Linked DNA regions of Homo sapiens: all the other regions are linked to region 3. Evidence: chromatin loops called from intact Hi-C (ENCODE). Cell type or tissue: mammary epithelial cell. All regions are shown on one strand. Region 1 overlaps LOC100506023 (a long non-coding RNA gene). Region 2 overlaps LOC100506023 (a long non-coding RNA gene). Region 3 has its middle 86 kb from the start of FASLG. Region 4 overlaps RABGAP1L (RAB GTPase activating protein 1 like). Region 5 overlaps RABGAP1L (RAB GTPase activating protein 1 like). Region 6 overlaps LOC105371618 (a long non-coding RNA gene).

What was found. Peaks named below come from ENCODE experiments on the same cell type or tissue, not always from the same donor. Only the 100,000 strongest peaks of a DNase experiment are listed, where the experiment ranks them.
Region 1: a loop joins it to region 3, with 7 times the contacts of the local background. A loop is called at or near these places in 5 of 110 quality-filtered maps.
Region 2: a loop joins it to region 3, with 6 times the contacts of the local background. A loop is called at or near these places in 23 of 110 quality-filtered maps.
Region 4: a loop joins it to region 3, with 24 times the contacts of the local background. A loop is called at or near these places in 14 of 110 quality-filtered maps.
Region 5: a loop joins it to region 3, with 14 times the contacts of the local background. A loop is called at or near these places in 19 of 110 quality-filtered maps.
Region 6: a loop joins it to region 3, with 5 times the contacts of the local background. A loop is called at or near these places in 38 of 110 quality-filtered maps.

The regions. Positions count from the first base shown.
Region 1 is chr1:173,252,326-173,257,325 of GRCh38, forward strand. All of the region lies in intron 2 of LOC100506023 (a long non-coding RNA gene), which reads right to left. It also overlaps a transcript of TNFSF4 not described here. Among named protein-coding and RNA genes, the nearest start is that of TNFSF4, 47 kb to the left of the region's middle. In mammary epithelial cell, a CTCF peak has its summit at 3,067 (motif pointing right); no DNase peak of the experiment used is centred here.
Region 2 is chr1:173,406,974-173,411,973 of GRCh38, forward strand. The region is part of intron 2 of LOC100506023 (a long non-coding RNA gene); the gene reads right to left. It also overlaps a transcript of TNFSF4 not described here. Among named protein-coding and RNA genes, the nearest start is that of PRDX6-AS1, 52 kb to the right of the region's middle. RefSeq lists an enhancer at 3,726-4,275. In mammary epithelial cell, a CTCF peak has its summit at 2,082; no DNase peak of the experiment used is centred here.
Region 3 is chr1:172,742,971-172,747,970 of GRCh38, forward strand. No RefSeq gene overlaps it. Among named protein-coding and RNA genes, the nearest start is that of FASLG, 86 kb to the left of the region's middle. In mammary epithelial cell, a CTCF peak has its summit at 2,176 (motif pointing right); DNase peaks (open chromatin) are centred at 2,241 and 3,521; H3K27ac peaks cover 810 bases.
Region 4 is chr1:174,215,861-174,220,860 of GRCh38, forward strand. RABGAP1L (RAB GTPase activating protein 1 like) reads left to right here. Exons shown (of 26, transcript NM_001366446.1): 2 at 3,265-3,435. The coding sequence starts at 3,298. Among named protein-coding and RNA genes, the nearest start is that of RABGAP1L, 59 kb to the left of the region's middle. RefSeq lists a silencer at 4,625-4,744. In mammary epithelial cell, a CTCF peak has its summit at 2,043; no DNase peak of the experiment used is centred here.
Region 5 is chr1:174,742,198-174,747,197 of GRCh38, forward strand. All of the region lies in intron 17 of RABGAP1L (RAB GTPase activating protein 1 like), which reads left to right. Among named protein-coding and RNA genes, the nearest start is that of RABGAP1L-AS1, 210 kb to the right of the region's middle. In mammary epithelial cell, a CTCF peak has its summit at 1,954 (motif pointing left); no DNase peak of the experiment used is centred here.
Region 6 is chr1:172,823,920-172,828,919 of GRCh38, forward strand. It overlaps LOC105371618 (a long non-coding RNA gene), which reads right to left. Exons shown (of 3, transcript XR_007066734.1): 3 at 1,206-1,270. Among named protein-coding and RNA genes, the nearest start is that of FASLG, 170 kb to the left of the region's middle. In mammary epithelial cell, a CTCF peak has its summit at 2,272; a DNase peak (open chromatin) is centred at 2,322.

The DNA of each region.
Region 1 (5,000 bases), 510 kb after region 3:
GCTTAATTTTGGATCTCTTGATATAGCTTCATATAATCTTCATACAAATCTAATCAGAGATGTGAAGCTCTGATTGTTGAAATTATTAAAATACATAATTATTTGCTGAAATTAAATATAGGGAATTCCTTAAGGAGCCTTTCCACCATTTTTCTCTTCCTTTGAGATAATTATCTGTGCAATACTAGATATTAAATGGTTACATACTCACTGCACTTCTGCCCTGAATCTAGGTTGGAAGAACGTTTACTTGCCTTGCATAGGAAATTTCTCAATGTCTATATTTACTGCAGGTTGGCTTGGACTACAATTAGGGAACAACTGTTCCCACCAAAGTAGGATGTGTGGTTCATAACTGTGAAGAACCCATGCTGAAGGCTGATAGAAAGCAGCAACTCAGACATCAGGGGGAGCACTGATCAGGAGTGAGAGCAAGAGAAATTTCCCCAAATGAACAAGGAACTGCAGCAGACTTTTCACAGAACACCCTGGTAATAGAAAACTTCCATAGAAATTTCTGGTGAAAATTATACTTACGATGTATTTAAGAGTTTGCAGATGAAATGATTACAAGCTTCCTTCTAGCAGGATAAGTTTCAGAACTTCCTTGAAATCTTACATGCCTCCCTTCCATGGGCTCAGCCATGGTCAAACTATAAAAGATTCCCATCCCCTGTACTTCCTTGCATTTAGGAATATTTTCAGGTTTTTTCTCTTAAATCCATTCACTCTGTCTTACCAGAATTTTTGGCTGACCCTTCAATTTTGGTCAATGTCTTGCTTTTCCCCTGTTTATCTGGACTTGATATTTTAGACCTTCTCTCATAGGCAACTCTTCTGCAGTTTTCAGCTATCAGGCTTTTTTTTCTTCAAGCCCTATACTTGTATATTAGTCATAACCATTCCAACCACAAGAGCTCAGCTCTAGTATCCCCATTTATCTGGGAGGGAGGTCAAAAGTAAGAATCCTCAAACATAAGTGAACGAACTTAGAATAGAATACAAAAGGCATATGGCAAAGAAGAAAGCCGGCAGAAGCTAGAGGAACAGGATCCATAGTAGACCAGTGACTCTGCCCCATGCCGTGCTGGCAAAGGGTTCTCCTAGATACTTGGTAAGAGTGTGAGTATTCAAAAAAGTAAAGTTGGGAGTTGGAGAAGGGGAGTAATGAAGAAGACATAGGCCTTGCAATTCAACCTTAATAACACAGACAAATTGAGGCAAAAACATCAGGACCTGGCAACTGTTTTCTCATTTGATTCTTGCCTGGTAACAAAGAGAGAACTGAGCTATGGGTTAGAGGGATAAAGCCAAGACATATGAACGTCTAGTTTCTGCCCTACTCTGGTATGGGGATTGTGGACAGAGAATACTACATAATGCTGTGAAGGTAGCTGGATAAGCTCCTCTGACGTTGTGGGGTTTTCCTGCTAAAATTGAACCAAGCATATAAATTAAAGTGAGATGAGTTTTTTTCTATTAGAAATTTCAAAGTTACCCTGTCTCTCTTTAGTCATGTCTAAATATTAGTTGTAGGACGTGTATGCAGTAGATAAGAAGTCAATATGCAGCCAGCAGTCTATCTTCCCAGCTTTCTGAAAGACATTCCAGGACAGTTACAGAAGTGGAGAGATGGAGGCATTAGGTCTACTATTGAATTTAGGGTTATGGTTGGATGAATTTGTGTATAAGATCTTAAACTCTTTGATGTTCTATTTAAAAATCGAGTTCTAAGGGGAGCAATTTGAACAAATTAATACAATGCAAAGGTAGCCATCAGTCAAAGTGTGATGAATTCAGGAAAAGTCTTAAGACTCAAACTCTTTAGTTGAGGCCTTTGTGCCTGATAGAGATCTTTACCTTTGTCAAAGACTAAGTTACAACAAATTTAGTTATAAATCTAACTTGTTTTTATTCACAATTCATTAATCAGGTCAGCCTCCATTCTATAAAATAGAATATGAGTTCCCACTAGGCAATGGCATACAGTGGGTTTTGTAAGGTGGGAACAAGGAAACAAAATAGTAGGGAAAAAAATGGCTGATTATTAATATCAGGCTGCTTCAGTTCACTTTTTTTTTCTAAGAGTTAAAGCAGAAGGGACTTCCTTATTCAACTGACTCCAGTAGACTGGAATCTCCTGTTTTCAGGATAAAATGGTCTGTTTTGGGTTCTGTCTGCTCCCTTAAAGTTTCAGTTTCACTATGTGGCGTTTAGCAAAGTGACTCCATTTTGGCTTGTTCTCACCTGTTGGGACTTAGTAAAAGTTCAGTCTAAAAAATGACCTTCTATAATTTTTTAATACCTATTTCTCATAAACAAGGTCCAGGCTCCTGGAAGAGTAGGAATCACCAGATCAAGGGTGATGGGGGTAAACCTAGACTATCTTAGGCTTATTGTTAATAATTGCAAATTAGAAGCATCTTTTGAACAGAGACTGAAAGTGGTGAAGAAAATAAGATTGACAAAATTAAAATATAAAAGAGATCAAAGAGGAACTGCCTGCAACAAAATGGAATCATAGAAAATGGAATCATAAATTATAAAAAGAGAAAAGACATGGGGCTCAGAAGGAAGAAGCTAGGTTTGAAGAACAAATCTTTGCCCACAGTGCACTGGTTCTCAAACTTGGCTGCACATTAAAGACACCTTAGAAGTTTTTTTAAAAACACTGAGTCCCACCCTTAGAGATTCTGAATTAGTGGTCTGAGAAGTTGCTGGGGAAAGGGGGTAAAACTAGTCTTTCTCTTTTTCAAGTAACCTGTGTGGTCATTTCTAACTGAAGTGGCTAATTGAGATAGGCAAAAACCTCAACGCTCATGCCCCTACCAGGCTGCTTGTAACAAGGGTCAAAAAGAATGTGTGTACAATTACAGCATGTGTCTTTGTGCCTTTTTTAGGCTGTGTGCTTTACTTATGCTTCCTTTTTATCTAATTACTTTAATGCTCCCTAAAGTTCTGAACAGACTTTGGCAGGACGATTGGTGAAGGAAAATTTAATTATATAAGAAAGCAAAAGTCAGTTTATAATATCAAACCTAATTTATGGGACTGTAATTGCTGACCTCTAGGGGGAGCTCAAGGCTCCTTCTCCCCATCTCCTTTCTTTCCAGTCCCTATGGAGAAGTATTATTTAGGTTTAAGTTTAGGATTGTATTGGCTATTTGGTATTAAATGTTACCACATTGCCAAGTTAACAATCGTTATAATGTGGGTGTGGCCTCTTTTGGGTTCCCTTATTCTTAGCAAACAGAGTGGAAAAGAGGGTATGATCTGCATGTGGGTTTTTGTTTGTGAAACAAAAATAGACAGTTTACACTGTTGACTAGTTAGACACATACTAGCACAGCAAAAGGGAGTTCTTCACAAGATCCACTGAAACTTTTTAGAGTTCTGCATTAGGCTTAGGAGCTAACCTTATAACTAAGAAATAACCATCTCTTTGCTTTGCTTTGTCTTACTTCATCGTCACAATCTGTCTGTTTTTATCTGTGCCCCCACCTCCAAGACCTCAGAGAATCTCTAAATGAGGGGAGGATTGGTGTAGGTCAGGATTCAGTTAGTGTCCTAACAAGATACCATTGTAATAACATCATCATTTTTATTTGGGTGTTATTCAAAGAAAGAGAGAAAGGTGGAAGTGGAAAAGAGAGGGTAGTTCTTACAATTCCTTGAAAATTTCTTGAAAAGATAAAGGAAGTTAAGCCAAACGCACCAAGGCTGAACTTCTTGGTTTAAATAGTAGGAAGACAGCAATGCCTGATTTTGCCCCAATTGTCCATAAACATATCAATGAAGACTGGAGGGAGTTCACAAACAAAAACATGGTAAAATAGAATATTAATAACATAGTCACCAGATTCTGAGCATAATTAACATTAAATATTATCTTACTCTGCTTGGGCTGCTAAAGCAAAATACCATGGCCTGGGTGATTTAAACAACAGAAATTTATTCTCACAGTTCTGGGGGCTATGAAGTTTCAGATCAAGATGTCAGCTGATTTGGTTCCAGGGCCCTCTTCCTGGCCTGCAGATGGCCACCTTCTCGCTGTGATCTCACATGGCAGAGAGACAGCTCTGGTGTCTCTTATAAGAGCACTGATTTCTCATGAAGGCCTCACCTTCATGACTTCACCTAAGCCTAATTACCCCTAAAAGTCCCATCTCAAAATACCCAAAGAGCCATCACATTGGGGGCTAGGGCTTCAACACATGAATTTGGGGGAAGGGGACACAATTCGGTCCATAACAATGGTAGAAGAGAGACAGTCAAACTGAGAAACTTTCACAGCCTGATGTAGATTCTGGCCTTAGGGGCAAGAGTTAAACTTGGATAGAATGAAGACAGCATGAGGCTTCTACCCATCTCTTACTGCATTATCCTACTACTCTATCTTAGAAACATGACTTGCAACAACCAAAAACCAGAAACCTCCCCTATCTATTGGGGAAGACCCTTGAAGTGGCCAGGCCATGCCTCCTGCTCTATCTTTAACCTCTTACTTAACCTCTAAAGGGCACTGAAATGTTTGAACATATTCCTTACTCTTGAATTCATAGCTCTTCAAACACAAGTTCCATTGTGGTTTAAATATAAATGGATTCTAAAGATGAAATTGGGTCAAATTGAAGATTTGGGTGGATAAGCAAAGGGACTAAAGTCATCTTCTTGAATGCCTATTCCTTCTTCATCACTTCTCCACTGTTGAACTCATTGCCCATGTGGCTTATGAGATTAGATGAGCCCAGATCTCCCTCTCACGTGGGAGAAGGCACTATCCAATGCTTCTACTTCAGAAATCCAAGAAAGAAACTCTTTCGTATCTCCAAGGCTTAATGCAGTCTAACTGCTTTAAACAACACCTATGCACTGATGACTCCATATTGTATGATGCGGATTCTGATGTTAATCTAGTCCCTCTTTATTAACTCCCATTCACAGCATCATTGTGGCTTTAGCTATTTAGTGTCTACACTGAGAGAGGTATATTTAGATAA
Region 2 (5,000 bases), 660 kb after region 3:
GGGGGATGGGGAGACAGTAGCAATGGCAAGGCAGGATATTACAGCAGCAGCAGGATGAGAAGGGTGACTGCCTCACTCGGTGCAGACTGCTGGCACCTGAGTGGAGTAAGGCTGATGGCTGTGCAGGGAGCAAAGGCAGTGGCCACTGGGGAGGCAGGTGGTGCGGGAGGGGAGAAAAGCAGACCAAACAGCCTGGCTGGGGTGTTGGGGCCCAAGAAGGATGAGGAGGATATTAGCACAGTCCGTGTGGAGTGTCAGAACCTGAGGGTAGATCAAGGTAACCAGCTTCTCACAGTCAGAAAAAGAAGTTACAAATCTGGCCAGGCGCGGTGGCTCACACCTATAATCCCAGCACTTTGGGAGGCCAAGGTGGGCAAATCACTTGAGACCACCCTAGGCGATATGACGAAACCCCGTCTCCATAAAAAGTATAAAAATTTGTCGGGTGTGGTCGCACACACCTGTAATCCCAGCTACTCAGGAGGCTGAGGTAGAATAATCACTTGAGCCCAGGAAGTGGAGGTTGCAATGAGCTGAGATCATGCCACTGCACTCCAGCCTGGGTGACAGAGCAAGACTCTGCCTCAAAAAAAAAAAAAAAAAAAAAAAAGTTACAAATCTGGAAAGTGAAAACTAGAATGAATCTGTGCTGCTGTAGATTAAAATCATCACTATCAGCATGAATTCATGCTTTCCTGTAATATACAGATATAAAACTAGATGTAAATGGGTGTGTGTGTGTGTGTGTGTGTGTGTCCTAGCTCTATACATTGAGAGCCTGGGAGCAGAGACATCCCAATAGCAATGAACACAGCTATCATCCATATTTTGATTTCTGCTATGGTTTGACAGTTTTTATCCCCTACAAAATTCATATATTTAAATCCTAATCCCCAGAGTGATGGTATTAGGAGGTGGGGACTTTGGGAGGTGATAAGGTCATCAGGGCAGAGGTCCAGGTATGGGACTCATGCCCTTATAGAAGAGGCTCAGAGAACTGCCTTGCCCCTTACACAGCCAGAAAGTTGGCAATCTGCATCTCACAGGCAAACCCTCATCAGACCCCAACCATGCTGGCACCCTCATCTTGAACTTACCAGCCTCCAGATCTGTGGAAAATACACTTCTGTTGTTTATAAGCTAACCAGTCTATGATATTTGTTATAGCAACCCAAACAGACTAAGACAACTTCTAAATACCATTTTCCATGAAAAAGAGCCAGGCCCCTCAGGAGAAATGGCAGGAAAATTACAAGATGAGTTTGGAATATCTTGTTGTTCCAGAAGGCAAGGACATGTACAAAGAATGATAGGAACAGGCAAGAAAATATACAAAGAATGATAGGAACACTGGCCAAATTGGGAACAATTTGATGAAAACAGATTAGAACCCAATAGATAAAATAAGCTTCCATGGGTCCATACTAATATAAATAATTGATTGATTAATAAGGAAGAAAGTAAGTTTTTTCTTATAGTAGAATGCCAACTAATTAAATGCAGAATGGATAATTAAATTTAAAAAATCACTGCTTGGCAACCATCATAATAGTATGGTTTCAGACAAGAAATATCAATGGATGCTAAAACTAATGGATGAACATTTCATGCAGAATGGAGTTGTTTTTTTTTTCTTTTGAGACAGGGTCTCACTCCTGTCACTCAGGCTGGAGTGCAGTGGCTCGATCACTGCAGCCTCAACTTCCCAGGCCCAGGTGATTCTCCCACCTTAGCCTACCGAGTAGCTGGGACTACAGGCATGCGCCACCATGCCTGGCTAAATTTTGTATTTTTAGTAGAGACGGGGGGTTTCACCATGTTTCCCAGGCTGGTCTCAAACTTCTGGCCTAAAGTGATCCACCCTCCTTGGCCTCACAAAGAGTTGGGATTACACGGATGAGCCACTGCACCTGGCCAGAATGGGATATTTAAATAGTCTCAAAGTACCTTCCGTAAAATATTTACAAATTTTTTTAAAAAATAATAATTTTACAGTGAAGAGGACTGGCAGACACCTCTTAATTAAGTGATCAAAGTGAACATCACCATTAATAAGACAAACTGAAATTGTGCACCACCTGTAGGATGCAATGAGAAGACCATACACAGCATCACTTCTCTGCTATTCCTACCAAAAATGAAAAGCATTACCTAAATCTAATTCTGAGGAAATATGAGACAAACTCAAATGAAGGAGCATTCCACAGAATAACTGTAATCTACTAAAATGTGAAGGTCATGGAATCAAGGAAAGACTGAGGAACTCCCCTACTCTGAGAGGGTCAAAGAGGCACAACAACCAAATGCAGTGCTTGATCCTGAACTTCTGCGATAATCACATTTATTGGGACAGCTGGGGAAACTGGAATGGTGTCTGCAGATTCAATGTTAGTAATGTATTAATGTTATTAATACTTTTATAACTTAGATAGTTGTATTATTTTTATATAGAAGAATGTCCTTGGGTCCAGGAATGATACATTCAAATATTAAAGTGATACGGCATCATGCAATAATTTCCTCTCCAACAGTTCAGAAAAAAAAGTCATTATACTATTCTTGCCAGTTTTCTTTAGGATTGAAATTATTTCAAAATAAGAAGAAAAAATTAAATTGAAAGTCATCAAACTTTTTAAGGTAAAGCCCAAGACTACAGAATTTATAACTGAACTATTGTGTATTCCCTGAAGGACATTTGCTTTTAGTGATTTTTTCTTAAAAATCAAGTATTCTTTTCTGGCATAAAAATATGACTCCCACATGCAAATCTAATCTACAGTGTGAGAAGTGCAGGCAGTGGTTACGCTGGCAGGAGGATGAAGGGGAAGTGGTGGCTGGCAGTAAGCCCTGAGGAGCTCCCGCAGCTCTCCATGCTTCCTGATCTAGGCTCTGAGTGCACGGGTGTAAGTCCTTTATGTACATGTACACCCTCCTGCTGCATTCAAGGTTTGTACTCTTTTCTGTATACATATTATACTTCAATAAAACATAAACTTAAATTTTTTAAAAAACCAGGTGCAGTGGCTCACACCTACAATCCCAGCAATTTGGAAGGCCAGGGTGGATGGATCACTTGAGCCCAGGAGTTTGAGACCAGCCTGGGCAACATAGTGAGACCTCATCTCTACAAAAAATCAAAAAATGAGGCGGGAGGATCACCTGAGCCTTGGAGGTTGAGGCTACAGTGAGCCGTGATTGCACCACTGCACTCCAGCCTGGGTGACAGAGTGTGACACTGCCTCAATTTAAAAATAAAAAATAAAAAAAGACACAGGCCTTGATCTTAAGAAGTCCACAATCCAGCATAAACAGAAGATGATGACAGCTGTCACAGTTGCATGTCTGACACCCACAAACCAACAGTGAATCACCAGACTAACCTACAAAGAAGCTCTAAATTTGCGGTTCAACAAGAATTCAAGGAATAAGGTTACTGGGGCCCAGGAAAGTAAATAGATACATATATACATTCACTCACTCACTGGTTCTCCGTATACTCACTCATCAACTCCCCATTTCTTCTTCTCAAATAAAAGTTGTAAATGGGTGTCAAGATTCTATTTTGGTACCACCTTATTACTACCTTCCTCTCACAATGGGAGGGAACATTCAAAAGACATTTAAAGGGACTTGGTCATAGGAAGCCCCCAGTGGTACCTTAATAGTTGTGAGCATGTCTAAGTGAGCCCACGTGGTGGAGATGTGATGTCAGAGATGGGAAATGAGGGAGTCAGAAGTGGTCTCACCATGTCACTGGCCTCCAGGTTATCATCCAATGTCCATCATTTCCTACCTGCTGCTAGTGAGAAGACCTTGGTGCTCCTTGGACTGAACTTTGGCCTAGGACTTGCCTGAAGCTCTGTGTACAGCTTTAAACCCCAACTTTCCAGCACTGACCACCATGACAGGACGGAACCCAGTGTCCTGGGGTAAAACCCAAGGGGTAGCAGCTGCACTGGGGAGACATGTACCCAGTCTGGACTAGTCCTTAATGTGTGGTTTTCACCTTCATGAAGGCCTCTCATGCTTCTTTCTTTGACAGGAAGGACTTGGGGGAAGTCCCTCTGATTTCCCCCTGCTGACACTGGTCCGCTTTGGCCGCTTGACGTGTGTGGGCTTCCTGAAGTCTCTGTTGCTGCGGACCAGGGCATATCACTTTGCCCATGGTCAAAGGAAGAAAGGAAAATTTCCACCCACCTGAGATAGGCTGCTTCTATCTTCAGCCTGAGGCAGAGCAGTCATCACTCATCACCAGCACCCCTCAGGTCTTTCTTTGCTGGACTAGTGTCAGGGGCAGGGGCAGGGGCGGGGACAGTTCAATCCAGGAGACCTGGGTTCCAGCTGTAGTTCTGGTTTAGCTGTGCTTCTTCCCTAGCTCTGTGATGACAAGCAAATTATTTTTCATGTCTTCACCTTGGCTTCCTAATCTGGACTATAAGAAGGTATTTTAAAATAATCTCTAAAATCCTCTAGAATATAAATTCCATGAGGATGTCATCTTGCAGCAGAAGAGCTCAATAAAATATTTGATCAAGAAATAGTTAGGCTGAGTGCAGTGGCTCACTCCTGTATTCTCAGAACTTTGGGAGGCTGAGGTGGGCAGATCACTTGAGGCCAGGAGTCTGAGACCAGCCTGGCCAACATGGCAAAACTCCATCTCTACTAAAAATACAAAAAAATTAGCTGGACATGGTGACACACACCTGTAATCCCAGCTACTCAGGAGGCTGAAGCATGAGAATCACTTGAACCCAGGAGGCAGAGGTTGCAGTGAGCCAAGATCACACCACTGCACTCCAGCCTGGCCAAAGAGTGAGACTCTCTCAAAAAATAAAAATAAAAAAATTTTAAAAAGGAAATAGTTGGCCGGGTGCAGTGGCTCATGCCTGTAATCCCAGCACTTTGGGAGGACGAGGCGGGCAGACCACGAGGTCAGGAGTTCGAGACTAGCCTGGCCAATACGGTGAAACCCCGTCTCTACTAAAGATACAAAGAATTAG
Region 3 (5,000 bases):
GTTGACAAGTACAGAAAGATTAACCAAATTATGGACATCCTTAAATGGGGTGAGGGGCCATAGCCTCTACATTCATGTGGTCATGGCCCTGTCTGAAGGCTGAGAATTAGGTGGGTGGGCAGATTTTAGGGGCAGTACACTGTTCTTTGCTGGTGGGGTGGCCAGCCACCGCTGGATCAAAAGCCAAAGACTCAATTGCTTCTAGGTTCCCAGACGGAAGCTGAGTGACTACTGCAGCCTGCCTGCAGTAGTCACTTGATCCTCTGAAGGGCCTGGATGGACTCAGCTTGTTCTCACGTGGGGATGTGGGCCTGGCATTACCAGATCTTCCATTTCTCATGACAAGTCAAAAATACAAACTGATATGAAATTTCCTGATTTGTAAATGCTGGCACTAATTCACAGTTTACAAAGCACTGAGTGAGTCAATCAAAACACATCTATGGGAATGGAGTTGGCTCTTGAACCATCATCACTTCGTGATCTCTATTCCAGAGAGTCATCTGTGAGTTCCTTTCATGGTCTCTGCCATGGATGCCACTCAGACCAAAGTGTCCTTTGAAGGAGTTCCTCCTTTTTTCCCCCTCTCCTTGTTCCCCATTCCTTATGTTCAGAGATTCCCTAAGAGAGCAACACTTACCAGCTTTTCTCCATGCCAGTGAGCCCTACCTGATCTCTCCTCTAGGAAGGAGCCACCAGGCTGGCCAGTCAGGGCAGGTGGCTGGGTTGCAAGCACTCCATTTCTGGTGTCCTTCTTACATCTCAAATACATCAGTTTGAGCTTTTTCATGACCCTAAAGGTTCATTCGTGTGCAGAAAAGATTCAGAAATTATTTTGATTTTAAAAATTAATTTTCTTTTTAAATCTATTTAAAAGTTCCTTCAAACATTTAGGTTACATTTAAAATATTATTATTCTATTTACATGTCTACATACATACTTTATTAATTGCTTCATATTTTTTAATAGTTAGATCTGAAGGAGAATTTAGATTTTCAGTTTCTCTTGCTGATTCCTTATTACAACTATCCAGGACAAAGGAAAAGGATGATTAGTATTCCATGTTCCCTGAGGCCATGGAAGCTGGGAATCTGGTCCAAGGGCACTAGGGTGCCTGAGAAATGCAGTACCAAGAGGTACAGAATGTCGACTCAGGAAGGAGGTAGGGAGTTTCTTTCCCTCTTTCTCTCCTCCAGTGATCAGTACTCCAGGTGGCATAGCAAGAGTCAGAAAAGTACAGCAGTTGCAAGGGCGTTTCTCTCTGAGGTTCAGCCTCAACTCTTCCTCTAACCAGGGACGTCACTTTGGACACATTGCTTAGCCTCTCCATGCCTTCATTTTCTTTCTGTGAAGTGGGAGTGTTAACATATTCTGGAAGGTGTTGGGAAAGGGAAGATGTTGATCAAAGGGTATAAAGTTTAAGTTAGATTAGAGAAATATATTTTAGTGTTCTATTACACTGCATGGTGACCGTGGCTAATAATATGTTATTATATATTTCAAAATTACTAAAAGAATAGATTTTTAATGTTCTCATTACAAAAAATGATAAGTTGGTGAAGCGATCGATATTTTAATTAGCTTGACTGAGTCTTTCTACAATGTATACATAGATGAAAACATCATATTGTACCCCATAGATTTATACAATTATATATATTATCTCACAGAGCTATTCTGAAGATTAAGTAAAATGTCTGGCCTAATATAAACAGGAGGTAAACAGATAGGTATTTATTTCTTGTTTCTTTGATATAAATGTTGACATCGGATTTATTTGTTAGGACGAACTATAGACAAGATGGTGAGAACCAGCAAGATGTCCTCAGGAATTCCTGCTTCACTTATCCCACAGAGCTGACTGTGGCCCCTTCAGAAGTCCAGATACTTTTTATTCTCATTTCCTTTCCAGTCTCAATGTGAACTCTTAGCAAAAAACTGGATCCTTCTCAATCAGCTATTTCCTTCAGAGAGGCGGAAGAAGGAGAGATGGGTGAGGGGTCATCCCAGAAATCCTAGTGGACAGGCCTCTTCTGGGAGCATCAGATGCCTACAAGGTGTTTATGGACTGACATCTGTGAGTGTGTCTGTTTTCTTAGTGTTGGTGTCAGGGTGTGTAGAAGTTGAAAGTGAATGGCAACTCTAGTGTCTTGTTGTGTTACGAACTTTCACCAGGTGGCAGAAGAGTACTGTGAAGAGAAGTCACAAGGATTCACAATCACTCTCCAAAGTAGTGGGAAGTCAAGCAAGAAAGGGTGGCTTGTTCAGAACAGTTGCGATCATTCTGAAAGCAACTCATAAGGGTTGGCAAGTTAAGCTCCAATATGAATTCATTTAGAAACCAGAAAAACAAGAAGAGACTAGCTTGCCAGATGAGAGGAGATTCTGTATGAAAGGAGAGACTTCTAGAAGTGTGGTTGGCAAACCATCCCAAAAGCCTGCACAGTAGGGTAACATGAATGGACCTCATTTAGTTGATTACCTGGAAGTTCAACTGTGGGTATGAAATGTAGGATCAGCTAATATGGTGGCAGAGGAGCTGGTTGCCTATATGGTTTAATTGGAGAATTCCTGAATCTATTTTCTTCCACCCAGTTTCTCTATTATGGTTTATCTGGGGTCAGCCTTTTCTCTAAAAGGTCACTATTATAATGCAAGTACGGAACACCCCCCCTCCCCAGCCCCTTAACTCTTGTTAACTGATATTAATTCTTCTGATTAGTTTATGTCACTTGGAAGAGTGGATTGTCCCAAGGAAAGAATGGAGAACAGGCTAGACCTTGGTGTTGCTAAAGCTAGTGCTGCACTCATGGCTAGGCCAGTGTTCTCCTGTTGAGTAGAAACAATTTCATAGAATGCCAACATCAGAAAAGGCACTCTGTGATCACAATAGAGAAAGAAATAAAATCCACTCTATAATCCTGTCTGAGCACAGATGAAACCAAGAGCGTTGTCTAAAAGTGACCACAAAAATGACCAGTGTGCCCCTATCCTTATTGATATAAGAGATTGCTGCTGCTTTACCAAGGAATGCTTTAGTCAGTCTCGTTTTATTCTTCACACCTTCTAGGTAAGAATTATTAAGATACCCAGTCATGGGATCCTAACAATATCTAACTCAGAGAAAAGATCCACTTCTTTAAACCCTGTCCAAAATCACTTAACACGAGGTTTGGCAAGAGAGCACCTGACGTTCAGAGAGAGATGAAAACTAGGGAAAGAATGTACCAAAGGAAAGGAAAGAGATGATGAAGCCAAAACCTCAGGGCTTTACAGTGGGGCCTTGAGTGGGCTCTTGTTTCAATGTATTCAGTAACCAGAAGCCAGGGACCCTGCTTGCACTGCCTGCCACTGACATTTCTCCTCTGATCTAAGTCTCTGCTTAACAAAGAAGCCTGTGGCTACTCTTAAAGTCTCCCCATCTGGAATGGGGGTGAGTTTGTTCAGCTCACTCCTTCTTCTCCTTCCTGAGCAGCTGACTTATTCTGATGTGGTTTTGCGGTTATACAGTAAGCAGCACTGCTTATGTGGACATGGTGTACTTTCAGTTTCTGAAAGTGAGTCATGTTGACTTTCCTCTGAGGAGTAAGAGTGACCCTTGCTTAAAAGGACAACATGACTAGAAGGAAGAAACACCAGAGGCCACCAGGACCAGAATGTTTACCAATGTAGGCAGTCACTAGTTTTTAGGAGTAGTTTGTGTCATCTTTTTAAACAAGGTAAACTAGGAAGAAACATTTGGTTTTGAATCTTTGAGTGTTTGCCAATGTTTGAAGTACTTATCTATTTTTACTCATCATTTAAAGTGATGTTTGTGGCTAAGAGCTCAAGATCTACAAACATACTTAAATAAGTTTACATTTGGTCAGCTGGAACCTGATGGGGACATTTCCAAGAGGATCACTTGCTAGTATTACATCTTTAATTTTCATGTATGTTAATGGCTTGTGATATTGGACTATTCATCCAGGCCCTAAGAAATCTCAGCAGGTCTATTGAGAATCAAAATTAAGGCTGTACATAGCCACTATACAGAATAAGGAGTTTCTTGTAATCTAACTCTCCTTCGTGGTCTTATTTGGTTAATTTTTTCATGATAACATGTAGAGCCAATATGGGCTCTTGTCACCACTTCTGCATCCTTGCAAGCATTGTTAATTGTCTTATGTTTTTCTTGCTTAGCCAGGATGTAGCCTCAAGATACTTCCCGTCACCATGCTCCTGACAGCCACTGCTGTCAGATCACAGTAGATAAGTGAGATCAAGCCCACTTGCATGTCTGCCCTAGAATCTCCATTTAACTTTGCTCTTGGGTATCCAAATCATAGGAGTGCCGCTGTCCTCCAATCAAGGAGACTGTCTTTCTTTCCTCAATAATTAAATCCCTCTGGGTCCAAGAAAGCGCGAATAGAATTATTGTCAAATTCTATATCACTGAGCCATCATCACTACCTATTGCCTTGGTAAGTCATTTGGGCAATTGGAGAGAATAAGAAAAGCCCAGTAGTGAAGCAGCATGTATTAAATAATTAGTGAGATATTCAAGACAGTTTATATTTCACAAGTATATAAAAATTGCTATTACTTCACGGGACTGAATTTCCTTTTCTATTTTCTCTTTCTTTCTTTCTTTCTTTCTTTCTTTCTTTCTTTCTTTCTTTCTTTCTTTCTTTCCTTCCTTCCTTCCTTCCTTCCTTCCTTCTTTTTTTTGAGATGGCGTCTTGCTCTGTTGCCCAGGCTAGAGTGATCACAGCTCACTGCAACCTCTGCCTCCCAGGCTCAAGCGATCTTCACACCTCAGCCTCCTGAGTAGTTGGAACTACAAGTATGCACCACCAAGCCCGGCTAATTTTTGTATTTTTTGTAGAGACGGAGTTTCATCATGTTGCCCAGGCTGGTCTGTGAACTCCTGGACTCAAGCCATCTGCCTGCCTTGGCCTCCCAAAGGGCTGGGATTACAGGGGGCTGAATTTTCAAGGCAAGGCAAGTCCCCCTTTTA
Region 4 (5,000 bases), 1.5 Mb after region 3:
ATTGCAGCACTACTCACAGCAGCCAAGATTTGGAAGCAACGTTAAGTGTCCATCAACAGATAAAGAAAATGTATACATATACAGTGGAGTACTATTCAGCCATAAAGAAGAAGGAGATCCTGTCATTTTGCAGCAACATGGATGAAAGCAGATGTCATTAGGTTAAGTGAACAGGCACAGAAAGACAAAGTTCACACATTCTCACTTATTTCTGATTGCTAAAAATTGGAATAATTGAACTCATGTAGATAGAGAATTAGAACAATGATTACCAGAAGCTGAAAAGGGTAGTGGGAAGGTGGGATGGGTAAGGGACATGGGGATGGTTAATAGGTATGAAAAAATAATTAGAAAGAATGAATAAAACCTAGTATCTGCTAGCACAGCAGGGTGAATGTAGTCAATTTAATTGGACATTTAAAAATAACTAAGAGAATAATTGAATTGCTTCTAACACAAAGGATAAATGCTTGAGGTGATGGATACTCCATTTGCCCTGATGTGATTATTATGCATTTCATGCCTATGTAAAAGTATCTCACATAACACATTAATATATACACATGTACCCACAAAAATTAAAAATAAAGGAGTAAAAAAGTAATTTTTTAAATAATTTTATACTGCATGTAACCCATGTACAAGTAGTGCCATTACCTTGTAACAGGATATTTCCAATTCCTCCCTCTCTCCCCCTCCCCTTTTTTTTTTTGCCATTGCTGTCATGTTTTTTTTTTTTGTCCATGTGGTATAATCATCCAATACATTTATTCTTCCTTTTATCACATAGATCCACATTTTTGACCTATATAATTTTCTTTCTGTCTGAAGAACTACTTTTAATCTTTCTTTCAAGCCAGATATGCTGGCAATGATTTTTCTTGGTTTTTGCTTGTTTTGGAACTTGTGTGATTAAGGAATTATAATGAGAAAGTGATGGGGGCAAGGGTGTATTGGGCCTTGTAAGTCTTGGGAAGCAGTTTGAATTTTATTTAAATTTTAGTGAAAAGGTTTTGGTCTGGAGTTTTCATGTAATCTAATTTATTTTCCGAAAAAAAATTAAATAAATTGGCAGCTTTGTGAACAATGACGTAGATTGAGGGAAGAAGACTGGAAATAGAAGATGGGTTAGGAGGCTTTTACAGTAGATAAGAGCATTGTTTGGACTAGAGTGGTAGTAGTAGTAGACAGAAAAATGGATAGATGTGAGTCTTATTTTGGAAGTGGGTCTGACATGACTTGCTGATGTGAGGAGTAAAGAAGTGGAGGTGAATCAAGGATGATATCCAGGTTTCGTGTTCAAGTAACTTTGTAGAAGATAGTGGTGTTATTTACTGAAATGGCAAATCGGGACTGGAAACAAGTTTGGAGGAGACATTAGGAATTCCATTTTGGTCATGTTTCATTTAAGATACGATAAGACTTCCACATGGAAATATCAAGTAGAGAGGTGAATTTCAGGGCAGGAATTTAGAGAAGGTATTTGAGTTGGGATAGAAATTTGGAAGACTGTTAGCCTGCAGATGGTATTTTCGTCCATGACAATGACAGACATTACTTAGAGTGTGTGACAAGGGAAAAGGTCAGGATCTGAACTCAGGGAATTTCTAACATTTAGAAATCAGGTAGAGGAGCAGCAACCTGAGAAGGACTTGAAGGATTGACCACAGAAAGACATCTGGAATATGTGGTGTGTTGGCAGTTAAGGATTCATCGTGCAGTCTGGAAGAGTAAAGACCTGGCTTGTAACACATTCTGCATTTTTAGAAACAAAATATACAAAGTGAGAAAAAAACCTTCAGAGGACAGATGAATGTCGCTTGGGTTTTAAAAAGGAAGGGTGTTAACATGCATAACAGAAATAAATGATGGCTAGCTAATTACACTGGTCCAGGAGTATGGTTATTCTTTATTTTGATATTCTTGAAATTTTTGATTTTTTATAAAGTTGGAAAGTAATTACTTTTTAAAAGATACACATGTAACTTGAAGCTAGACTCATTCTTTTTATTGCCAAGAGTAATGGTGTTAGTGTCACCTAATGGCAAAATGGAATATTGCAGCTATACTTATAGGCTATAATGAAAAGGTAACCTAATTAGAAAGAAAAATAACATTTCTGGGGGGATTTTAGGCATGGATCAGTAGACTTACTATGGCTTACAAGGTCCCGTGTTCTTTAGCCCTAGCCTGCTTGTCCTGCCCCTCTATCACATTACTCATTTGGTCACTGAGCAGATTGTGTAATAGTAGGGTTCTTTTTTGTCTTTCAGGTTTAGGCTCAGATATTTTCCTCTCAGAGAGCTTTTTCCTACCACCTTAATTTGTCCGTATACTTCCCATAGCTACTGTTTGTCACATTAACGTGTTTATTGTTTGCATAGCCTTTAGAGTGACTTGGAATCACCATTTGCTCCCTTTTTATTTGTTTTCTTACTAGTATGTAAGCCCCAGAAGTGCAGGCTACTTGTTTTCCTTATTCACTTAGGTAACCTCAGGGCTGAGTTGTGTCTGTTATATAGTGTATGTCTGCAGTTAAACTTAGTTGTGTGAGTACATGAACTTCTGGATATGATAGTGAGTGTTGTTTCTATGCTGTAGAGATCTATCCAGAAAACAGAATTACACTGTGTTTGATTACTGAAACATTATTTGCTACGTGAAGGCAATATAGAAGCTTTTTTCTTTTTCTTTTTGGTGTTAATAAGTGATAATGTGTCAGGAAAGAGAAGCTATATGTCTTAGGATGTTGAATTCTGTATTAGTCAACTTTAGTTACTCAGAAAAAATATTTGCAGGTACAATATTCGGTCTTGAGGAGATAAGTTTTTTTTTGAAGCATTTAGATTTAATTAATATAGCAGTGTCAGTGAATATGGTTTTGTGTCTGTGTGTGCATTTGTAGGTATTTCTAGTATCATTTAATTATTTCCTCTATTAAAAAGAAAACAGTATTTCTAAGAGAAATGAGAGTGAGTGTGTCAGGTAAACAGTGATAAATCTGGTTGAGATATGGACTGGTTTGTGTAAATTTTTAGGTAACAATATGGCTCTATTAGTCTGGAAACTTAGGATGAAGAGAGAGTACATTTCCATTAAGTGGCTCAGTCCAAGAAGGTAGCCTCCCTAACTTTGAGATAATTATCTAGCCAGCAGGATTCTTCTTCACATAAACCATTTTTAAAGCTTTATTAGTTCATGTTTTTAATTAGTTCATGTTTTTAATCAGTAGGTTTTTTTTTTTAATCCCTTTTGTTTTTCCAGGTGGTTGTGGGAAGAGAAGTTTGCAGAACTGAAATGGAGGTCAGAGCTTCATTACAGAAGGTTAGTGGATCATCTGATTCTGTGGCTACAATGAACAGTGAAGAATTTGTTTTGGTTCCTCAGTATGCAGATGATAATTCTACAAAACATGAAGAAAAACCTCAACTGAAGGTATTTTTTTCTTTTCTACATATGGTATAATTTTTAATTAAAAACTATTTGAAACTTAGGAGATGTGTAAAATGCAAAGGTTTTTCTCAAGTGCTGACTTTCAAAATAAAATCAATGTTTGATTTATCCAGACCCTAATTATTTGGTTTGTGTATTTTAAAAAGTTCTTGCTTTTGGTTGTTTACCTTTTGATTTGGAATTTTAGGGGGAAGAATAAAAGAAGAAAAAGAAGAGAAAGGATTTTTTGGTGAATTAGACATAATGGTTAAATTTTACATTACTTTATCTGGATGTTTTTGTTTCTCTTACTGCTGGGTTTTAGAAGTTAATTAAATGTTTTGCTTTCACTTGAGAGACTTTTTTCTTTATGATTTTTATGTTTTAAATCAGCTGGTAACGTTCCGTTGTGTGATTTAACAGTCGACTTGTCTAAATGTTTTTAAAGCATATCTTATATTTTTAGCATTTGAGTTTTTATTTAGATATGGTCCCTTTTTCACTTCTGTGTTGCACTTTCTAAGTCAAAGAAAAGGAAGCAAGTAAACTCAGTTATATAGGCTTGAAAATGGTATAACTGTCTTCTAGAAACAGGAATAGGAAAAGTAGTTAAAAGTGCTATATATTACTTATGACTTTTATTTAGTATTAACTATGGCATCAAAAGTGTATTAATATATCAGTCTAATAAAATATATTCTGAAAATGAGATTACTAAATGTTTATGTTGAGAATATATTGTTTTATAATTTTATTTAAATAATCAGTGGCTTTATTTTTAGATACCTGTATTTTAGCATTATTGTGTTTAAGACATCACTTATTTGCTTAGGCTTTGTGTTTCACCTGCCTTTGAGAAAACTATGAGTCAACTTAAGTGTAAGGAAATTAGCAATATTCATCTTGGGAGCTAGCCAACAATTTGTAAAGAAATCAGAAATATGGTTATGCTGTGCTAACAAGAAATATAACCTTTTAAATGATATTCATAATAGACCCGATTTAAATTTACCTATTTTTTCCTTTAGACATGTAAATTTAAGGTTATCTGATTTTTAGGGTGTGTTCCTAAAAAAGAAAAAGAAAAAGAAGGGCCAGGCGTGGTGGCTCATAGCCTGTACTCCCAGCACTTTGGGAGGCCAAGGTGGGCAGATTGCTTGAGGTAAGGAGCTCAAGACCAGCCTGGCCAATGTGGGGAAATCCCGTCTCTACAAAAAATACAAAAATTAGCTGGGTGTGGTCGTGCACGCCTGTAGTCCCATCTACTTGAGAGGCTGAGGCATGAGAATCGCTTGAACCCAGGAGGCGAAGTTTGCAATAAGCTGAGATTGCACCGCTGCATTCCAGCCTGGGTGACAGAGTGAGACTCTGTCTTTAAAAAGAAAGGGGAAAAAAAGATAAATACATCTCTGTAAATAGGATCTTATATAAAATGTAGTTGGAAACTGTCTTAAGTGTTTTATAAAGAATCCTTTTGTGAAACTAATAATCTTCCTCTAATTTAGTTTTATAACCAGGATTTTAATGTATTATATATGTGAAACAACTTCTTAGTATTTTAGTAACTA
Region 5 (5,000 bases), 2.0 Mb after region 3:
AGGGGGAGGAGGAGGAAAGAAGAAGAAGAAAGAAAAGGGGGCCAGATGCGGTGGCTCAGCTTGTAATCCCAGCACTTTAGGAGGCCAAGGCAGGTGGATCACTTGAGGTCAGGAGTTCGAGACCAGCCTAACTAATGTGGTGAAACCCATCTCTACTAAAAATACAAAAATTAGTTGAGTGTAGTGGCGCACACCTGTAATCCCAGCTACTCGGGAGGCTGAGGCAGGAGATTTGCTTAAGCCCAGGAGGCGGAGGTTGCAGTGAGCTGAGATCGCGCCACTGCACTCCAGCCTAAGCGACAGAGCAAGACTTCATTTCAAAGAAAAAGGAAGAAAGAAAAGTGGTATGAGCACAAGAACTCTAACAAAAGATTTCTGGATGGATTGGGTTAATGGAAAACTGGCAGAAGCCTGGAGGAAGGAGAAGGTCAAGATCAGCTAATAGTAGCTGATAAGAAGTCCTGTATCATTATGAAGAGTATCAAAAGCACCCCTGCAGCCTGGGATGGTTGACTGATAACTATAACTGTAAAACAATATAATCCGATGTGTATCATGACTTAAGAGAATTTGAGAAGAACAGAAAGGTGAATGCCAGTATTCAATGGCCAATGGAACATGTGTTTAGGGACTTTATAGCAATACTTCAGTGCTCTAATGTTCAGGTCATACCTCCCTATCATTCCCTAGGTGGTGTGTTATCTGTTTATATTTTTATCTGCTATCCTAATCTGGGAGTCCTCTGAGTGTAGGGATGACTTATCCATCTTTGTAAATGTCCTCAAAATGCTTGACATATGATGAATATGTTACCACAACACCAGGGGTTCAGTCTAGGTCCTGCTGCTCACAGCACAGAAAGCCAATGACTAAGATGATGATTATTGCCAAGGAAGAAGGCTTTAATTGGGGGCTGCAGCAGACGAGATGAGATGGGAGCTCAGTCTCAAATCCATCTCCCTGACAAACTGAAACTAGGGACTTATATAGCAGGGAAGAGATATAGCAATATGTAAGAAACAGGAACTAGAGAGGGGTAAGGAAGCAATTATGGTGAATGAGGGGCCCTCATCTCATTATCTGGATATGGTGATCTGGTGAGTTCCAGTTCTTCCATACTTTTTTTTGAGAGACCTGAAGGTCCTTTGTTGAGTAAGGAATCCGATAAAACAAATGTTAAGGTTCAAGCTTCAAGACCAAAAACGTCAATTTCTATGTTTATCCAAAAAACTATCTATTGAACTATTGGGTCAGTTTGAAACACATGTTAAAACCTCTAATTTGATTTCCTTATCTCATTTTGCCTGCCTTGTTTCTGAAAGTTTTATCTAATTCAGATGTCACAAACCTCTAAAAATTTCTTTCCTTGTTCAACAAACCCCCTATGTCACAAGTTTACCTGCATAACAAACCTGAACATATACCTTTGAACCTAAAATAAAAGTTTAAAATAAATGAATAAATAAATAAATAATAGCAAAACTATGTTTTTTTAAAAAAAATTCTTCTCAGAGTCACCTATGATAAAGACTTCTAGATTTTGTAGATATTTTACTACTTAATCTGTACAAACAAGTGTAAACCAAGAAAATATTTTAAAATTACTCATGACTAAACAGATGCATTCATGTTAAACTTATCTCTCATCCCTACCCATTCTTGAACTCTTTCTCATTCACTAGTCATTTATGAAAAAACTGTATAACAAATAACTATAATAAAATGGAAAATATATAATTAAGCTAGAGGAAAGGAAGGGTGGGAGTCATCCTTTTTTTTTGGTATATGTTAGTAAATTAATAGTAAAAATAAGGGAGGACTTAGCCATAAGGGTTTTAAAACAGCATGTCTCAATTTGTATACAAGGCTACTATGTTGGTCTGTGAAATACGTAAAAAAAAAAAAAAAAAAAAAAAAAAAGCGATTGATTTTCAGTGCTGCAATCCTGACCTCTAGTGGACATTCAGAACAAAACCCAAACATCACATTCTTTTATTTAGTTACTCCATCAAGCACCATTAGCCAACCTAAAATATTAAACTTTCAAAGAGATTAAAACATGAGAAGCAGAATAAAGTAAAAGAATTTTTGGCTAATATTCTAAATATTCTTGCTGTAGAACCTGTATTTAAGAGCAGCTAGTATTAACTTATTTCTTTTTGCGTGTTAATTATCTGTCACTTTCACTACTTTCTTTGAAACAATGCATTGCTTTATAGATCATAGCAGCAAGAAATTTATCAGAGAAGCCAAATGGATTTTCTTTTGATTACCTGTAATATATAACAAGCTATACGAAAACTGAGTGGCTTTAAAAGGACAATGATTTTTATAGTGAGACATATAGTGATGTTATGTAACCTCCTGATAGAATGCACTGAGAAGGGCACAGCATCACTTCTGTGGTATTTGTGCCCAAAATACATATTCTGAATTTAATCATAAGGAACCAGTAGACATATCGAGTTGAGGGACATTTTATAAAATAACTGGCCAATACTCTTCCAAAGCATCAAGGTCATGAAAAATAAACACTGAAAACGGTCCCATATGAAAGGAGACTAAGGAGACATGACAACCAAATTCAATATATAATCCAGAATTGCATCCTGGACCAGAAAAAGGGCATTAGTGGAGCATTTGATAAAAATAATAGTTTCTTGGTTTTGATCATTATACTATGGTTATGTAAGATGTTAATGTTTGGGTAAAACTGAGTGAAGGATATGTAGGACTTCTTGGTACTGTTTTTGCAAAGTTTTTCTAAATCCGAAATTATTTCCAAGTGAAAAAAAGTAATTAAAACCAATCATTTATTTTCTTACAATCTCATGAGTCAGAAATTTTGGAATTCAACTGTGTGGTTCATCTCTGATCCACTTGGCATCAGCTGGACCACCTGATTCACTTCCAGATGACTTCTTTACTCACATATCTACCACTTTGGTGATTCTTGGTCTTTCTTCTTTACTGATGAAATCTGGTTCTCCAGGCCTTCTTTTGATTGCTTGGTTCCTTAGAGAGCATGGGAGTATAAGTATAATTGCACTTCTTATATGGTAGCTGGCTTCGAAAAGTGAGTGCTCCAAGGGACTGAACATGAAAGCTGTCAATATCTGAAGGCCTGGGCACATAAACTAGCATGGCATCACTTCCACCATATTCTACTGGTAAAAGCAGTACCATAGTCTGCCCAGGTTGAAATGAGAGAACAGAGACCTTAACTCTCAATGGAGAAGCATCAAATAATTGTGACTCTTTAATCCATCACAGATATCTAACAAAAGTCTCACTGAGTTGGCACTCAAGATGGAATTAGTGGAAAAAAGCCTGGATTTGCTTTAGTCTGATAGACCTGAGTTATAGCCTGGCTTTACCATTTACTAACAGTGTTCTGTCTCTGAGCTTCAGTTTAGCCATCTCTAAAATGGTGGCAATAATACATATGCCATAGAGCTGTTGAGAGGATTAAGTGAAAAATATAAAATACTGGATATAATGGGCAATAAATACATGAACCTAATAATAATAATTGCTAGTGTTTATCGAATATTTACCAAATACTCAGTTCACTTGATGTATGCTATCTCATTTAGTCATTATCTCTTCCTAGGGTGGTATGTTTTCTTTTGTATGGGTCAGAAAGGACAGAACCCCATTTCCTCTAGCTTTGTCTGTGAACCTGCTCCATTTACTTTGGCCATTTTTGGTTTGATAATTTGGTAATTTGGTTTATTGACTTGTTGTTAGGATTTCCATTATTTCCCTTTTATTTTGATTCCTAAGAACCCAGGTGCTGATGCACACTTGGTACTTTTTGACACTACCTTTTCAGCATTTGTTCTCAGTGCTGTCAGCTTAAGTTTTTGACAGCTTCTCACACAATCTGTCAGCTCTCTCTGAACCCACGATTGCCTGCTTATCAGAGCCAGAATGTTCAGTGTCTTTGTTTCAGTGAGTGCTCTACTGTCAGCTGTTATTTTATGCAAGATTGTGGGTGCTTAATCCTTGGCCTACCCAAGAACATCATGATCTGCACTTTGGAGCAATTATTCAATTTGGGGCAATTACTTGTAGGTGTTCTTTAAAGCAAAGATGATGCCAGAATGTAATTGAATTTTGAAATAGCAGTATCCAAATCAGTTAAAAAGCTACTTCGTCATGCATGCAAGGCTGATCTCAATCTGTTGTCATTAGAGGAAGGTGGTGACCCTTTCTTCCCACAGCAAGTTGGGTTTTTGTTGCCTCATATACTGCAAGCAGTCAGCTACTTTTTTTGAGTGTTTTCAATATGGAAACAAATAATAGAATTTAGTTCTGGTAGAAGTCACTTATTTGTTATCTTTTTACTCTCTGCTCTCAAAATTTACTTGCCTTTAAATGGAAAGAATCACTTTAATCCTTTAGGAAGTAGAGGACACATTAAATAATATCCAAATAAGAGATTTATTCATTCATTCACATATTCATTGAATCATCTTCTCTAACTTAATTGTTTAGAGTATCACTTTTGGAATTAGGTTAAAATCCTAGATCTGCACTTATTAGCTATTGGACTTAGGAAAGTTACTTTGATTTCTCTAAATCTTGATTTCCTTGTGTATAAAATGGAATTTTAGGTGGTTGTGGGATGAAATAGGGACATGCCTTTAATGTAATTAATTCATATCTTGGCACATACAAAATACTCAGTAGATGTTGGTTATTATTTTGCATTTGGAGTTAGACCTTGTACTATAAATGATAAGTGGCCATAATATGTTTACTTATTTTTTACTCTTAATAATTCTCCAAACCTTTGACTCCTACTACGTACATGTTTTCCCCTTAAGAACAAACAAATTGCTGGGGATTACATATTCCTAAAAATGGGAGGCATCTTGAAAATGTATGAGATATTTTGCTTTTAAAAATACATTTCAAGGCTGAGTGTATTGTCTCATGCCTGTAATCCCAGCATGTTGTGAGGCCAAGGCAGAAGGATCACTTGAGCCCAGGAA
Region 6 (5,000 bases), 81 kb after region 3:
TTCTGTGTTTTATTAAAAATTCATGGGGGAGTGGCCTTTCCTTTTATTTCCAGAGTCATGTCTTTGAGCAGCAAGACTCTCAGGGGGTTTGCCATCAGAGACCCAGGGATCTATCATCTCCACACGATGAGCCATGTCTGTGAGTTGGGTTCTTGATGTGGGGTAATAAAAGAGTTTGGAAAAACCCTCTGTCAGAATATTGGCTTCTGAATAATTCTGTTTTGTATATCAGAAACTGAATATTAGCACATTTTTTTCTCTTTGCATTTCTTTTGTAAAATATCCTGGTATTTCCCCAGAAATGAACTCCTTAGGCTGACTTAATAAAAAAAAAAAAAAGCAAAAAAGTGGGGCAGGTATAATTTTACAAGATCTTACCCACTGCAGGTGTGATGTAATCACATTGATGTAGTTTGAAAAGAATCAGAAACCCTGGGGCTGGCTAAGCATTCAGTATTTAGAAACTGTTTTGGACTATGGGACTGTGGTTACTGAAGCTGACACACTTCCAGGTTTTAGGGCAGAGAGGAACTATCTGAATATTAGCTGTGTGAAGTAGGGCCATTACTTAACAATCCTTCGTTTGTAAAGTTGGGTTGTTAAGATGACTAAATGAGAGGTTCATAAAACATTTATGCTTTAAAAGGTTTAGAAGGTGTTATCGTCATCGTTATTGACATCATTACAGTTGAGCCCTGAACAACACACAAGGGTTAGAGGTGCCAACTCCCCTGACCCTGTGCAGTTGCAAATCTGCATTTAACTTTTGACTCCCCAAAAACTTAACTATTAATAGCCTACTGTTGACTGGAAGCCTTAACTATAACATAAACAGCCATTTTGTACTGTTTTGAATTTTATATGTTATTAATATATGTATTACGTGCTATATTCTTACAATAAAGCTAGGGAACAGAAAATGTTATTAAGAAAATCATAAGGAAGACAGAATATATTTACTGTTTATTAAGTGGAACTAGATCATCATAAAGATCTTCATCTTCATTGTCTTCATGTTAAGTAGGCTGAGACCGAGGAGTTGATCTTGCTCAGGGGTGGCAGAGGTGGAAGAATATCTCTCTGTAAGTGGACCCACACAGTTCAAACCTGTATGGTTCAAGGATCAACTGTACTATTCAGAAGAAGTCCATTGCCTTGATTTGAAACATTTCAAAGCTTAGGTTATTCTAGTTTTGCTAATTTAGAGCACTTCCATTCACCAGAAGCATCTTTGGACCAGCAGATTAAAGATGCAGGGAGCAGCCAATGCCTTAAAGATTTTTAGAAATAATTAAAGACAGCATTAATGAACATATGGACAGTCTGGCTGAAGATGCCACCTTGCATAAAGGTGGCCCAAACCTTGTCAACTTTGCTCTGTTTTAACAGTTTTACATTTATTTAAAGTCTTAAGAGTTTGTGACACTTTTTGATTAAGTGTGATTAATATGAAGAGTGAAATAACTTCTGTAAATATAAGAAATCATTTTTTAACTCTTAGCTAATTCAATGGGATAAATAAAATAGTGAGCTTGATTTCTTTAACTTAAAGCAGTTATAAGGGATTAAAAGTGCCAAAAAATTTTTTAAAATACTATTGGGTTATGAACTCTTTTAGTGACTTTTATGTCTTTTTCCCTTGAAACCTTCACATTTTCTTTAATGACATCTGTTATTTTTATTATCACAAAAAAAGATAGAGAAAAGCAAAATGACAAAAGATATTATACAACTGGGTTTTATATCTTAAGATAATAAACACATTCTAATTATCACCTAAGGACTGATCCTCTGTAGGTATGCTTTCTATTTTACCAATCTGAACTTGCGGAAATTAAAACTTTTTTTGGAAATGGCTTAAATTTAAACAAAACATCATGTTAGCCTCAAGGCAGGATGTTGTTGTTAAAGATTAGTTTAGAAACACTGATCTCTGTGTATTGCTGCATTTCATCAATATTTTTTACTTAAGACAGTCTGACAGGGATGTTGTCCTTGGGTTTGAATGAACATGGAAAGATTTTGTATGTGTTTTTTGTTGTCTGCTTTATATATATATAATCACTCATAATGTATAAAATATTCATAACCAGTTAAAATATACGGAAATTTTGAAAAATTAGGCAAGTTATCTTTGCTCTCCTTATCTGCAAAATAAAGAGAGGGTTTCTAAAGTTCTTTGAGCTGTGGAATTCTCCTTCTCTGGGAACTCAACCCAGTAGCTAGCTCTAGGAGGAAGTTGAGAAAAATGCTATTCTCAAGAGTAGCCACATGGTGGTGGAATGATTCCTCACAAAAATGGTATTCAGCTTCCCTGAAAGCAAAATGATTACATCCCAAAATTGAGTTATTCAAGGATCTCAGGAGACATGTGACGAAAGAGAGGAGGCAGCTCTGCGTGCTTCTGGGTCCCAGTGAAAATAGAAACATAATGTTCCTGTACACAAAGTAGTTAGAACTCTACCAAAGGCAATTCATGCAACTTTATTTCCCTTCTGACCTCGTGTTTGAAAGATATTTTTGAGTATTAAACTGTATATTTGTAATGAAATAAAGACCCTCATTTACTGTGTGCCTCTGCAATCTGTATTCCTTTAGCCTCAGTCAGCTATTTCTTGGCCTTGCATCGCCTCTAGCTGTGCCCTAATTCTTCTCCTTTCGTTTTCAGCTAAGTAAACTGTATTCATGACTGTAATTCATTTACACTTCAACACATCACGGTTCGGAGCCTAGACTCACTTCTAAAGGTCACCAATGAACTTTGTATTGCGAAACCCAAGGATGCTTTCTCAGTCCGTATCTTACGCCCTATCTTAAAACCCTCTGGTTTAGTTTCTTGACTCCAATCTGTCCTGGCATTCCTCTTGCTTCTTTGAGTGATTTCTTTCTTGTCTTTTGGGGCTCTTCCTCTTCTGTGTGTCCAGTAACTACAATAACCCAGGTTTCTAACATTACCCCAAAGTCTCCATTTCTTTACATACTTTGCTTGAGGAATTTCATCCTTGTCATTGTTTCATTTATAACTGGAATGACAACTAATGTCAAACTTAATCTTTACCCTAGAACTCATATGTAATCTTTAGCTTGATATGTCCCAGAAGAATCTCAAACTCAACATACCTGGAACTGTCTTCATTGTTGTTCTCTGTTCACCAATGGTTCCTTTATTTCTAGCTTAATTACTGGCATAACCATCTTGTTGCCCAAACCAGAGATTAAATAATTATGTAAGACTTCTCATTGTCCTGGGCCTTCTACATCTAGGCAATCAGCAAGGTCTAATGGTTTTAGCTCATAACTATTTTTTAAATCTGTTTTCAGGCTCATCCCCAATAACGATTTCCTTACTTAGGTCCTTGTCCTCTCCTTGGAACATCGCAATCTGTAGTTTCCTTTCTCCTGACTTGCTTCCCTTAAATCTGGTCTCTACAACGTAAGGAGCATACTTTTTCTAAAAGCAAAACCCAATCATTTAACCTCCTTGTGTAAACATTTTTAATGGTTCTTCATCATTTACAGATTAGAGTACAAAGTTCTTAATATAGTTTACAAAACCCCAAATGCCTGGCTTAGTCTCTCCAGTCACTTCCCATCTCATCTCTCACCAGTTCTTGTTTCACAACATTATAGTCTAGTGCTACCAGGCTTCTAGTTCCTCACCTCCTTCCCACTGTTTATGTCTCTGCATTCATTTATTTTGTTCCCTTTGTCTCAAATTTCTTTCCCACTTTTGTCTTGGTAGCTCTTGCTCATCTTTAACATTCTTATCACAAGATGTCTCAACTAGGACTCTTTCCTTGAATCCTCAGCTAGACTAAATGCCCATCCTTCTCATTCTCACAGCATGTGTTTATCTCCATCTTAGAACTTGACAGCTTTTAATGCAATTGTATGTTTATATATTTTGTACCCTCCAATAAGCAAGAGTCCCTTAAAAAGAGAGATCACATCTATTTGTTTTTCTTGTTCCCAGTTCCTAGTCTGGGGCTTAGTGCATAATGAATATTCAATAAATTTTTGTTGAATAGAATTTAATATTTTTGCGGCTTAGAGTCCCTGAGGGTGCTCTATGAAGTCTACTCCAGTTCTAAGAAAACTAAACTGTGGTTTTAGCTGGGGCCAGCTTCCTGGAAAAGACTTGAGCTGTGCCCTGAAGAGTTAGTTTAACAGAGTTTGGACTAATAGAGAGAAGTGAGGGGTATAATCAAAGTTGGATGAGCAAAGGCACGGAGGCTTGTACAGAGGATAGTGCAGAAACAATGTTAAATGTGTTTCTGAAGTGGAATAGTGAAATATGAGTTGGGATAGGGAGAATCCAGCTCATGAGAAATCTCTACTGAGGGACTGGCAAATTGGGGGCTTATTTCCATAAGCAGAAGGAAGCACTCAAAATTCTTGAACAGAGGAATGACATTTTCAGAGCCATGCTGCAGGAAGAGTAATTCAGCACAGGGTACAAAATGAATTGAAGTGAGAAACAGATGGGAATCAGTGAGGCCAATAAAAGTTGATGGCGGTTAATTAAACAGGTGCCACTTGATGAGGCCTTAGACCAGCATGGCAGCTGCGTGAAAAAAAGGAGTTGATTTTTGAGCCACTGGAGGAAGAATTAACAGAGACTGATTGCACGTGATAATAATAGAGAGAGAAGAGTCATGACATTTTAGATAAAGCAGCAGAAAGTTGGGGATACAATTAGTAGAGAGAGAAATTATAAAGGGCAGGATGGAATGTGGGACAGCAGCTGAATTTGGTTGGAAATCTTTGTATTTGAGATGATAAAACTTCACAATATTTAATATTTAGTAGGTATGCATAAGGGGTGCTATACACATTGGAGTGGTAGATGAATGAATGAAATCTTAGAAGTATCTGTCAGTAAAATGAAACCATAGTACCAGCTTATAGAGTGGTCTGAGTTAAGGATAGTGATATCGATTTAGGAAGTATCAGCTCAGAGTTCTGAAAACTGCCGAAGTGCATTCACCTCTGAAGGGAGA